2 separate regions of the Homo sapiens genome follow, and region 2 is linked to region 1. The links are chromatin contacts, found by Hi-C in ENCODE. All regions are on one chromosome and are shown on one strand. Each heading gives the region's core, a stretch centred on a gene start or an enhancer-like site at or near the end of the contact. The rest is flanking DNA. Distances are from core to core; before and after follow the strand shown.

Region 1 (5,280 bases), core at 2,444-4,943:
CCATCATCCATCCATCTATACATTATCCATCCATCTATCCATTATCCATCCATCCATCCATTATCCATCCATCCATCCATTATCCATCCACCCACCCATTACCCATCCAATTATCCATCCATTCCAGAAGCATTTGCCGATCGAGCACATCCATCCATCCACCCACCCATTCATTATCCATCCATCCATCATCCATCCATCCATCCATCTATCCATTATCCATCTATCCATTATCCATCCATCCGTTATCCACTCACCCATCCATCCATCCATCCCAGAAGCATTTGCCAAGCACATCCTGGGAGCCAGGCCCAAGCAGGCGGGCATCCTCCTGGCTCTGAGAGGAGCTTGAGCAGAGCCCACAGACAGCACCACCCTGCTGGCGGGTCACCAAGCCACCAAGCCAGTGCAGGCTGAAGGCTGAGCACACAGAGCACCGGTCTCAGTGTCTGGACATGGTTAGCCGTCCCCACCCGCATGGAAGGAAACTTCTTCTCTCCCCTAAGACAGGCTTTGCAGACTTGGAAAGGGAACGCCGTGTTGCAGGGCTCAGGCCTGGAGCCCCGGCCAGAGCAGATGCGAGCCAGCCTCATCTGGAAATAGCAGCTCTGGTCCCGGCCTCGCTGAGGCACTGAAAACCAGCACCAGGGCCCCGTCCAGCCCGGCCTCGCTGAGGCTGGGAAACAAACACAGGTCTGTAAGGCGCAGCTCCCCAGCAAACTCCCCACCCCTGCCCAGCACCCACAGCGCTCCTGGCCTCTGTCCTCTATTCCAGGACCCCTGTAGCGAGCCTGGCTTGGTCCTGGGTCCTCAGGGGACACTGTCCACCCCCGCTGCCCTGGCAGAGCCTCAGGAATGTGCTTGGTCTCCACAGCCCTCCCCACAGCAATGTCCCAAGGTTAGACCTACCCATGCCTCAGTGACTTCTGAGACACCCGTCCCGCCGCCCAGCAGCCACTCCAGCCTCCAGAGCTGGCCCCAACCTCCAGCCCCAGGCTGAGCCGCCCTCCCCAGAGGTCAGGAAAAGCCTCAGGCAGGGCTCACAGCTGCACCCAGGAGTCACCCAGGGTGACCCCGCTCTCTGGGGCGGGTCACTCCTGCCCACCCACAGCCGGGGACTGTCATTTTCTCAGTACACAAAGGAGAGAAAGGAAAAACAAGAGCGAGAAAGACACAGGGAGAGAAAAGGAAGAGAGAAGGAAAGAAAAAAGAAAGACACAGGGAAAGAAGAGGAAAGAAAAGAAGGGAGGAAGGAGGGAGAGTGGGAGGAGAGGGAAAGAAAGGGAGAGACAGGGAAAGGCAGGAAAGGGAGAGATGGGGAAAGGCAGGAAAGAGAGAGGCAGGGAAAGGCAGGAAAGAAAGGGAGAGACAGGGAAAGGCAGGAAACGCAAGGAAGCAATGGGAAGGGAAAGAAGTGAAAAGGAAGGCGGGGAGGGAGGGACGGGAGAAAGGGAGGAAAAGAGCAAAGGAGACAGGGAGACAGGAAAGAAAAAGGGGAGGGAGGCAAACGGGGAACGGGAGAAAAAGAAAGGAAGGGAGAGGGAATGATGGAGAAAAACAGGAGGGAGGGAGGAGAGAAGAAAAAGGAAAAGGAGGGAGGAGAGAGGAAAGAGGCAGGGAGGTAGGATAGAAAAAGACGGAGGAGAGAAGAAAAAAGAAAAGGAGGCGGGACGCAGTGGCGCACGACTGTAATCCAGCACTTTGGGAGGCCGAGGTGGGCGGATCACCTGAGGTCAGGAGTTCAAGACCAGCCTGGCCAACATGGTGAAACGCCATCTGTCCTTAAAAAAAAAAATAGCCGGGTGGGGTGGCTGGCACCTGTAATCCCAGCTACTTGGGAAGTTGAGGCACAAGAATCTCTAGAACCTGAGAGGCAGAGGTTGCAGTGAGCTGAGATCACGCCACTGCACTCCAGCCTCGGTGACAGAACAAGTCTCCATCTCAAAAAAAAAAAAGGAAAACAGGGAGAAAGGGAGAAACAGAGAGGAAGGAAAGAACAAGACAGGAAAGAATAAAAGGAAGAAGAAAAAGAGAGGCAAAGGGAGAGAGGAAAAATGAAAAAAAAATTAAAAAATGGAAAAGAGACAGCTAGGCGTGGTGGCTCACACACCTGTCATCCCAGCACTTTGGGAAGCCGAAGTGGGCGGATCCCCTGAAGTCCGGAGTTCGAGACCAGCCTGACCAACATGGCGAAACCCCGTCTCTACTAAAAATATAAAATTAGCTGGGCGCGGTGGCGCATGCCTGTCATTCCAGCTACTTGGGAGGCTGAGGCAGGAGAATCGCTTGAACCCGGGAGGCGGAGCTTGCACTCCAGCTTGGGCAACAAGAGCGAAACTCTGTCTCAAAAGAAAAAAAAAACGGAAAAGAGAGAGGGGAGAAAGGGACGAGAGGAAGGGAGACAGGAAATAAAGAGGAAAAGGAAAAGAGAGGGAAGGAGGGAAAGGCAGAAAAGGGAGGAAGGGAAGGAAAGAGGAAAAGGGAAGGAGAGACGGAAAGAGGGAGAAAAAAGAGGGAGGGAGCAAAGAAAAAACAGAGGAAGGGCGGAGGGAGAAAAGCAGAAAAAGGAAGGAAAAAAATGAAAAAGAGGGAAGAAACGTAGCAAGAAAGGAAGGAGAAAGGGAGAGAGAAATGAAAGAAAAAGGGAGGGAGGGAAACGAAGGCAGAGACGGAAAGACGGAGAAAAAGGAGGGAGGCGGGAAAGCAGCAAAAAGCAAAGGCAAGCAGGGAAGGAAGAGACGGGGAGAAAAGGGCGGGCGGGAGAGAGCCGGGAAGGGAGAGGAGGCGGGAGGAGGGAGGAGGGAGGCGGGAGGGAGGGAGGAGGGAGGCGGGAGGGAGGGAGGGAGGGAGGGAGGAAGGGCGGAGTGGGAGGTCGCGAAGGAGGACCCCGGCCGCAGCCCCCGCCGGGCAGACACGGGCACAGACACGGGGAAATAGGGGAGCCCGGGCGGGTGGGCGCGGCCCACGGAACCCCCAGCCCCGGCGCGGAGGGCACCGCGGGGTCAAAGAACGGAGGCCCAGAGAGATCCCCCCCCCACCAACCTAGGCCGGGCGCGGAGGGCGGCGCGGAGTCACGGATCGGCAGCGGGACTGAGCCGCGCCCACGTGGAAGCCGCCGCAGGCTTCGCGCGGGGCCCCCCGGGTGCACGCGGGCAGGGGCCGGGGTCTCCCGACGCACGACCCCGGAGAGTGTTGAAAGGGTCGGAGCTGCCCGGAGGTCAAGGGTCAAGGGTCGGGGGTCGGGGCACCACATGTCGCACATCCCGGCGGGGTCGCCGCGGCCTCCGGGAGAAAGCGGACGACGCACTCGGAGCGAACTGGGCATCAGGGTGGGCTTCTGACTCCGCAGCTGCCCTCCCGCCCGCTCGGGTACTGGCAGCGGCCTGACCTTCACAAGGTCAAGGCTGCCGCGGAACCCCCAGCGGCCCCTACGGCGCATGGGCGGGGCCTGGCTCCCGGCATACCTAGGGGTGCGGGGCGGGACGTCTCCGGGGAGCGCAGCCAATGGGCGCGGTTCGCTGGAGTGCGGGGCGGGACGCAGCGGGATTCCCGGCAGCCCTCAGAGGCGAGGCACGCAGGCTGGTGTGGGGCGGGGCCTGGCGGCGCAGCCAATGAGCGCGGCGCGAGGAGGCGCGGGGGCGGAGAGTGGGCGTGGCGTCGGCGTCTTAGCGGCTGCGCGGTGGCTGCTCCGTCCTTTCGGTCCAGGCGGCGGCAGGGCTGAGCCAGCGACGCCCTCCATTCACTCTCCGCGCCCGTTCTCCGGCTGTCCTCCCGTTCCGCTGCCCGCCCTGCCACCATGACGGAACAGGCCATCTCCTTCGCCAAAGACTTCTTGGCCGGAGGCATCGCCGCCGCCATCTCCAAGACGGCCGTGGCTCCGATCGAGCGGGTCAAGCTGCTGCTGCAGGTGGGGACGCGGGCGCGGCCGCTCCGGGGACTAGGGGACGGGAACCGAGTGGCCGGGTCGGGCGGGGACGTGGGCAGCAGAGCCTTGCAGGCGGGCGCCGGAAGTGGAAGGCCGCGATCGCTTTGTCCACGCGCCGCCGGCTTCCGGGGGCCGCGTCACGTGACCGCTGCTGCAGGGCGTGGCGACGTCCACGCGTGCGCACTGGGCCCGGCGGGCGGGGGGAAATGCGGCACGGATTGGAGGGCGCATGCGCGCTGAGCAGGGCCCATGGACGGACCCTGCGGCTGGCGGGCCTTGACCTTGAGCTCAATCCTGCGGGTCCCCCGGCTGGGACCAACCCTTCCGGTGGATGCCTGGCAGGTGTCTGCTCTTGCTCCCTCCACCGTGAAGGGTAATTCTAAGGCCAATAGGGCAACGAGCCTGCCCGCAGGTGTCCTGGAATAACCAGGATATGGTTATTGGTGGTTCTTACCCCCTTCTTAGCTCATTTGTGCAATTCTGATCCAGAGCAATGCATTTTTTGTCTTTTGGGAGAGGCTTATAGAAAGTAGCATGATGCCTAGGAACATTGCCGCCAGGACGTCCTTGCTAACGTTGTACTCCGAGTGACAGCTCGGTGATGGGAATGAATAGGCTTGGCTGCAAGGACAGGTCACGCCCGCGATCCCAGCGCTTTTGAGAGGCCCGGGGAGTATTGCTTGAGGCCAGGAGTTTGAGAGCAGCCGGGGCCACACAGCAAGACCTCACCTCAAAAAAAATTATTTTAACTTAACGAAGCAGGACGTCCCAGTGCATTGAGAGGCCCGGAGAGGATCGCGTGAGCTCAGGAGTTTGAGACCAGCCTGGGCAACAGAGCAAGACCGCATCTCTAAGATAATTTTTTAAACCTAGTACAGGGTGGCGTGTCCCGGGAGTTTGAGACCAGCCAGGACAACATAGCAAGACCCCATCTCTAAGAAAATTTTTAAAACTTAGCAGGCGGGGTGTCCCCGCACTTTGAGAGGCCCAGGGAGGATCGCCTGAGCTCAGGAGTTTGAGACCAGCCAGGGCAACATAGCAAGACCCCGTCTCTAAGAAAAAGTTTTAAACTTAGCAGGGCGGGGTGTCCCAGCACTCGGAGAGGCCCAGGGAGGATCGTTTGAGCCCAGGAGTTTGAGACCAGCCAGGGCAACGTAGCAAGACCCCGTCTCTAAGAAAATTTTTTAAACTTAGCAGGGCGGGGTGTCCCAGCACTTGGAGAGGCCCAGGGAGGATCGTTTGAGACCAGCCAGAGTAACATAGCAAGACCCCACATCTTAAAAAAACCTTTTTTTTTTTTTTTGAGATGGAGTCTCTCCCTGTCGCCCAGGCTGGAGTGCAGTGGCACGATCTCG
Region 2 (4,727 bases), core at 224-2,723, 37 kb after region 1:
GAGGCTGAGGCAGGAGAATCACTTGAACCCGGGAGGCAGAGGTTGCAGTGAGTCAAGATTTAAGCCACTGCACTCCAGTCTGGGCTACAGAGCCAGAGTGGCTCAATAAATAAATCAATATTTATGTTCAACTGATCCAACGAACTGTGGATCAAAAATATCTGGGAAGCTTGCATTGAATCTGTAGATCACTACAAAAGAAAAAAGAAAGTTCAAGAAAAAATTAAAAAACCACATAACAATAGAAATAATAAAAATAAAAAACAACAGACCACATACAGTCTCAAACTTTTTTTTTTTTTTTGAGACGGAGTCTCGCTCTGTCGCCCAGGCTGGAGTGCAATGGCGCGATCTCGGCTCACTGCAACCCCCACCTCCTGGGTTCAAGCAATTCTCCTGCCTCGGCCTCCCCAGTAGCTGGAACTACAAGACCGTGCCACCACGCCCAGCTAATTTTTTTTCGTATTTTTAGTAGAGACGGGGTTTCACCGCGTTAGCCAGGATGGTCTCGATCTCCTGACCTTGTGATCCACCTGCCTCAGCCTCCCAAAGTGCTGGGATGACAGGCGTGAGCCACAGCGCCCGGCCTTTTGTTTTTGTTTTTGTTTTTTAATGATCCATGCCTTCTGTGACGTTATCAGAGGAGATTGTTGCCCGTTTCAAGGCCCCAGAGTGCGACTTACCAAAAATAAGGGATGTCCACGGGGGTGGGGGGGCTGGGGGCGGGGTGAAAGTTTACCTTTTGTATCTGAAGCTCATAGCGAAATTTGCGATTGAAATGACTTCTCATTTTCCAGTGCATAAAGGAATGTGTCTTATTACACTTTGCAGTCATGTTGGGTGGAGTTAATATCTCTAGCAACGAGAAAAACACTTTTAGGATTTAGGAGTACAAGAAATCAATTCTTTTTCTTTTTCTCTTTTTTTTTCTGGAGATACTTCAAATTACTTCTCCTATGCATTTGGAGAGCGGGAGAGAAAAACACCAGGAAGGAAGAGGGAACAAAGAAACTCTACAGGCAGAGACACAGGACTGAGCCGCGTTGGGGGCACTGGGAGGAGTGAGCCTTGGGGTTGCACCCTCGGAGCCCCACTGTCCTGGGAGCAGCCTTCAGAACCACCCTTTTGTTCTCTGAAGTACCAGGCGTTCAGCTTTTCCAAGGACTGGCAGCTGCACATCTTTGTCCCTGCCCCTTCCATCTCTAGGCTCAGCCCCGCTGGGCAGCCTGGCCCACTCCCCACCCCTGCCCAGGGCCAACCCCTACTTCCCATGCCCCCTCTGCCCACCTGCAGCACACTGGAGCCTTGGAGGCCCTCTCTGCATCATTCAAGATGCAGACTCCTACACTTTGACCTGCACACATCCTCCTGAAGCTTCCACTTCCTGGCCCCTGCCTGGCTTCTCACCTCCCCCACCTCCGCCCCCCAGGGGATGTGCCGCCTCTCCCAGTGGCCCAGGACATCCTCCACTTCCCGGGAACCCCAGGCACTTCCACATCCTCAGGTGTGACCCGACTACCAGCCCAGCCCTGTGTGTCCGGCTGCCTGGCTGGGTCTCCCCTGGGCCCCTGGAAGGAAGTCCAGCCCTGGCCCCCTCCTCCTCCTCCCCCTCCTCCTACCCTCCTGGTCTTTCTCCCCTCCCCTCCCCTCCCCTCCTCCCCCTCCGCTCCTACTCTTCCTCTCTCTCCTTTTTCTACCACTCCTCTCTCCTCCCCATTCTCCTTGTCACCCTCCTCCTCCACTCTCCTTTCTCCTCCTCCCCTCCTGCCCCTCCTCCTTTTTCCTCCCCCTCCTGCTCCTCTTCCTCCATCCTCTCCCCTCCTTCTCCCTCCTTCCTCCTCCCCCTCCACCCTCCTCCCCCTCCACCCTCCTCCCCCTCCACCCTCCTCCCCCTCCTTCCTCCTCCCCCTCCTTTTCTTCCCTCTCCTCCTCCCTGCCCATTCTCCTCCTCCTCCTCCTCCTCTCCTCCCGCTCCTTCTTCCTCCTGCCCCTCCTTTTTCCTCCCCCTCCTGCTCGCCTTCCTCCATCTGCTCCCCTTCCTCCATCCTCTCCCCCTCCTTCTCCCTCCTCCCTCCTCCTCTCTCCCCTCCTCCCCCTTCCTCCCCCCAGTCCTCCTCTCTCCTCCTCCCCCTCCTTCTCCCTCCCCACCTCACCACCCTTCTACCCCACCTTCTCTATCCTCCCCTTCCTCCTCCTCACCTCCTTCTCTTCCCTCCCCCGCCTCCTCCTCCTCTCCATTCTCCTCCCTCTCTCCTTCACCCTCTTCCTCCTCCACCCTCTCCTCCTCCTTTCTTCCTCTTCTTTCTTCTCCTCCTCCTGCTCCTTCTCTCCCCATCTCCACCTCCTCCCCCTCCTTTCCCTCCATTTTCTTCTCTTCCTCCCCCTCCTGTTTTCTTCTCTTCCTCCTCTTCCTCCCCTCCCCATCTCCACCTCCTCCCCCTCCTCTTTCTCCATTTTCTCTTCCTCCTCCTCCTCCCCCTCCTCTTTCTCCGTTTTCTTCTCTTCCTCCTCTTCCTTCCCTCTCCATCTCTACCTCCTCCCCCTCCTTTTCCTCTGTTTCTTTTCCTTCTCCTCCTCCTCCCCCTGCTCATGTTCTTCCTCTCCTCCCTTCTCTTCTCCTTGTCCTTCTCCTCCTCTTCCTCGTTTCCCCCTCCTCTTCTGAAGCATCCGAGCACCCTGCCCTTGGGTTCAGGGCACGTCAGCTCTGGGCATATTGACATTCTCACCACCTGGGAGGTTCCTCGGAGCTCGGGTATCGTGGACTGAAAGTGTGTGTCCTTCTGTCCCAAATTCCTCCACTGAAGCTCTAACCCCTGGTTGGGCGGTGTTAGAAGGTGGGGTCTTTGGGAGGTGACTGGCGTGGGCTGAAGTTATGAGGGTGGACCCCCATGATGGGGGCTCCCGTGACCCATGATGGGACCCATGACCCATGATGGGGGCTCCCATGACCCATGATGGGACCCATGACCCATGATGAGGGATTCCATGACTCATGATGGGGGCTCCCATGACCCATGGTGGGACCCATGGCCCATGATGAGACCCATGATGAGGGATTCCATGACTCACAATGGGGGCTCCCATGACCCATGATGGGGGTGGGGGTCCCACGACCCATGATGGGGGGGGGGGTCCCATGACCCATGATGGAACCCATGATGAGGGATCCCATGACTCATGATGGAATCCATGATAGGGGATCCTATGACCCATGATGAAACCCATGATGGGGGTTCCCATGACCCATGATGGAACCCGTGATGGGGGGGGTCCCATGACCCATGATGGAACCCATGATAGGGGATCCTATGACCCATGATGAAACCCATGATGGGGGTTCCCATGACCCATGATGGAACCCATGATTGGGGGGGGTCCCATGACCCGTGATGGAACCCATGATGGGGGGGGTCCCATGACCCGTGATGGAACCCATGATGGGGGGGGTCCCATGACCCATGATGGGACCTATGATGGGGGATCCCATGTGGAACCCATGATGGGACCTATGATGGGGGATCCTATGACCCATGATGGAACCAATGATGAGGGATCCCATGTGGAACCCATGATGGGGGGTCCCATGACTCATGATGGAACCCATGATGGGGAATTCTATGACCCATAATGGGACCCATGATGGAGGTTCCCATGACCCATGATGGAATCCATGATGGGGGTCCTATGACCCATGATGAAACCCATGATGAGGGATCCCATGACTCATGATGGGACCCATGATGGGGGGGTCCCATGACCCATGATGGAATCCATGATAGGGGGTCCCATGACCCATGATGGAATCCATGATAAGGGATCCCATGACTCATGGTGGAACCCATGATGGGGGGGTCCTATTACCCATGATGGAACCCATGATGGGGGGTCCCATGACCCATGATGGAACCCACGATGAGGGATCCCATGACTCATGGTGGAACCCATGATGGGGGGTGTCCCATGACCCATGATGGAACCCATGATAGGGGGTCCTATGACCAATGATGGGACCCATGATGGGGGTTCCCATGACCCATGATGGAATCCATGATAGGGGGTTCTATGACTCATGATGAAACCCATGATGGGGGATCCTATGAACCATGATGGGACCCATGATGGGGGTTCCCATGACCCATGATGGAATCCATGATAGGGGGTTCTATGACTCATGATGAAACCCATCATGGGGGATTCTATGACCCATGATGGGACCCATGATGGAACCCATGATGGGGGGTCCCATGACCCATGGTGAGGGATCCTATGACCCATGATGGGACCCATGATGGTGTTAGTGCCCTTCTAACAAGAGACCCCAGAACTTCATCTCTCTCTCTCTCTACACCACGTGAAGACACAGTGAGAAGATGACCCTCTCTCCAAGCCAGGAAGAGACCTCCCGAGGAGCCCAGCCAGCCAGCACGCTGACCTCCAACGTCCAGCCTCTGGAAATGTGAGAGGCCAACGTCTGCGTTGGGAGCCACGTGGTCCCGTGGGATCTGGCCTGGCGCTAAAGCCGTGGTATCACAGAACTGAGGGTGGGAGGGAGTGTCCCGGGCTACTCACCAATCTGTGAAAAGACGACAAACTTATCTGTGCAGGGGATACCGAAGGCTGCGCTCCTGCCCCGCACCAGGATGTGGGAACTTTGAGAACCGCTGGAGAGTCGAGAGATGTCATCGAAACGACACCCGATACGTGTTCCCTGAGCATCCGTTTTGTAG

The links. A loop is a pair of places that touch in the nucleus more often than their neighbours do. Pooled maps may share reads with other maps.
Region 2: a loop to region 1 is called in a map of endothelial cell of umbilical vein, with 1.9 times the contacts of the local background. The contact joins the enhancer-like site here to the promoter of SLC25A6 in region 1. A Hi-C loop is called at or near these places in 5 of 168 maps with a recorded cell type or tissue (CD14-positive monocyte, chondrocyte, endothelial cell of umbilical vein and 2 more) and 1 of 50 pooled maps.

What each region holds. Positions count from the first base shown.
Region 1 is chrX:1,390,526-1,395,805 of GRCh38, reverse strand. SLC25A6 (solute carrier family 25 member 6) reads left to right here and starts at 3,693. Exons shown (of 4, transcript NM_001636.4): 1 at 3,693-3,907. The coding sequence starts at 3,797. LOC124900597 (serine/arginine repetitive matrix protein 1-like) reads right to left here and starts at 3,798. Exons shown (of 5, transcript XM_011546186.2): 1 at 3,575-3,798; 2 at 3,043-3,464; 3 at 258-676. The coding sequence starts at 3,798. RefSeq lists enhancers at 3,193-3,795, 3,239-3,833, 3,834-4,429.
Region 2 is chrX:1,352,349-1,357,075 of GRCh38, reverse strand. IL3RA (interleukin 3 receptor subunit alpha) reads right to left here. Exons shown (of 12, transcript NM_002183.4): 6 at 4,570-4,727; 7 at 740-855. It overlaps LOC101928032 (a long non-coding RNA gene), which reads left to right. Exons shown (of 8, transcript XR_007068376.1): 4 at 936-1,504; 5 at 4,358-4,456; 6 at 4,605-4,727. Among named protein-coding and RNA genes, the nearest start is that of IL3RA, 18 kb to the right of the region's middle. Within about 2 kb of position 1,473, at least 2 of the 41 ENCODE cell types and tissues checked have a DNase peak (open chromatin) inside an H3K27ac peak, as active enhancers do.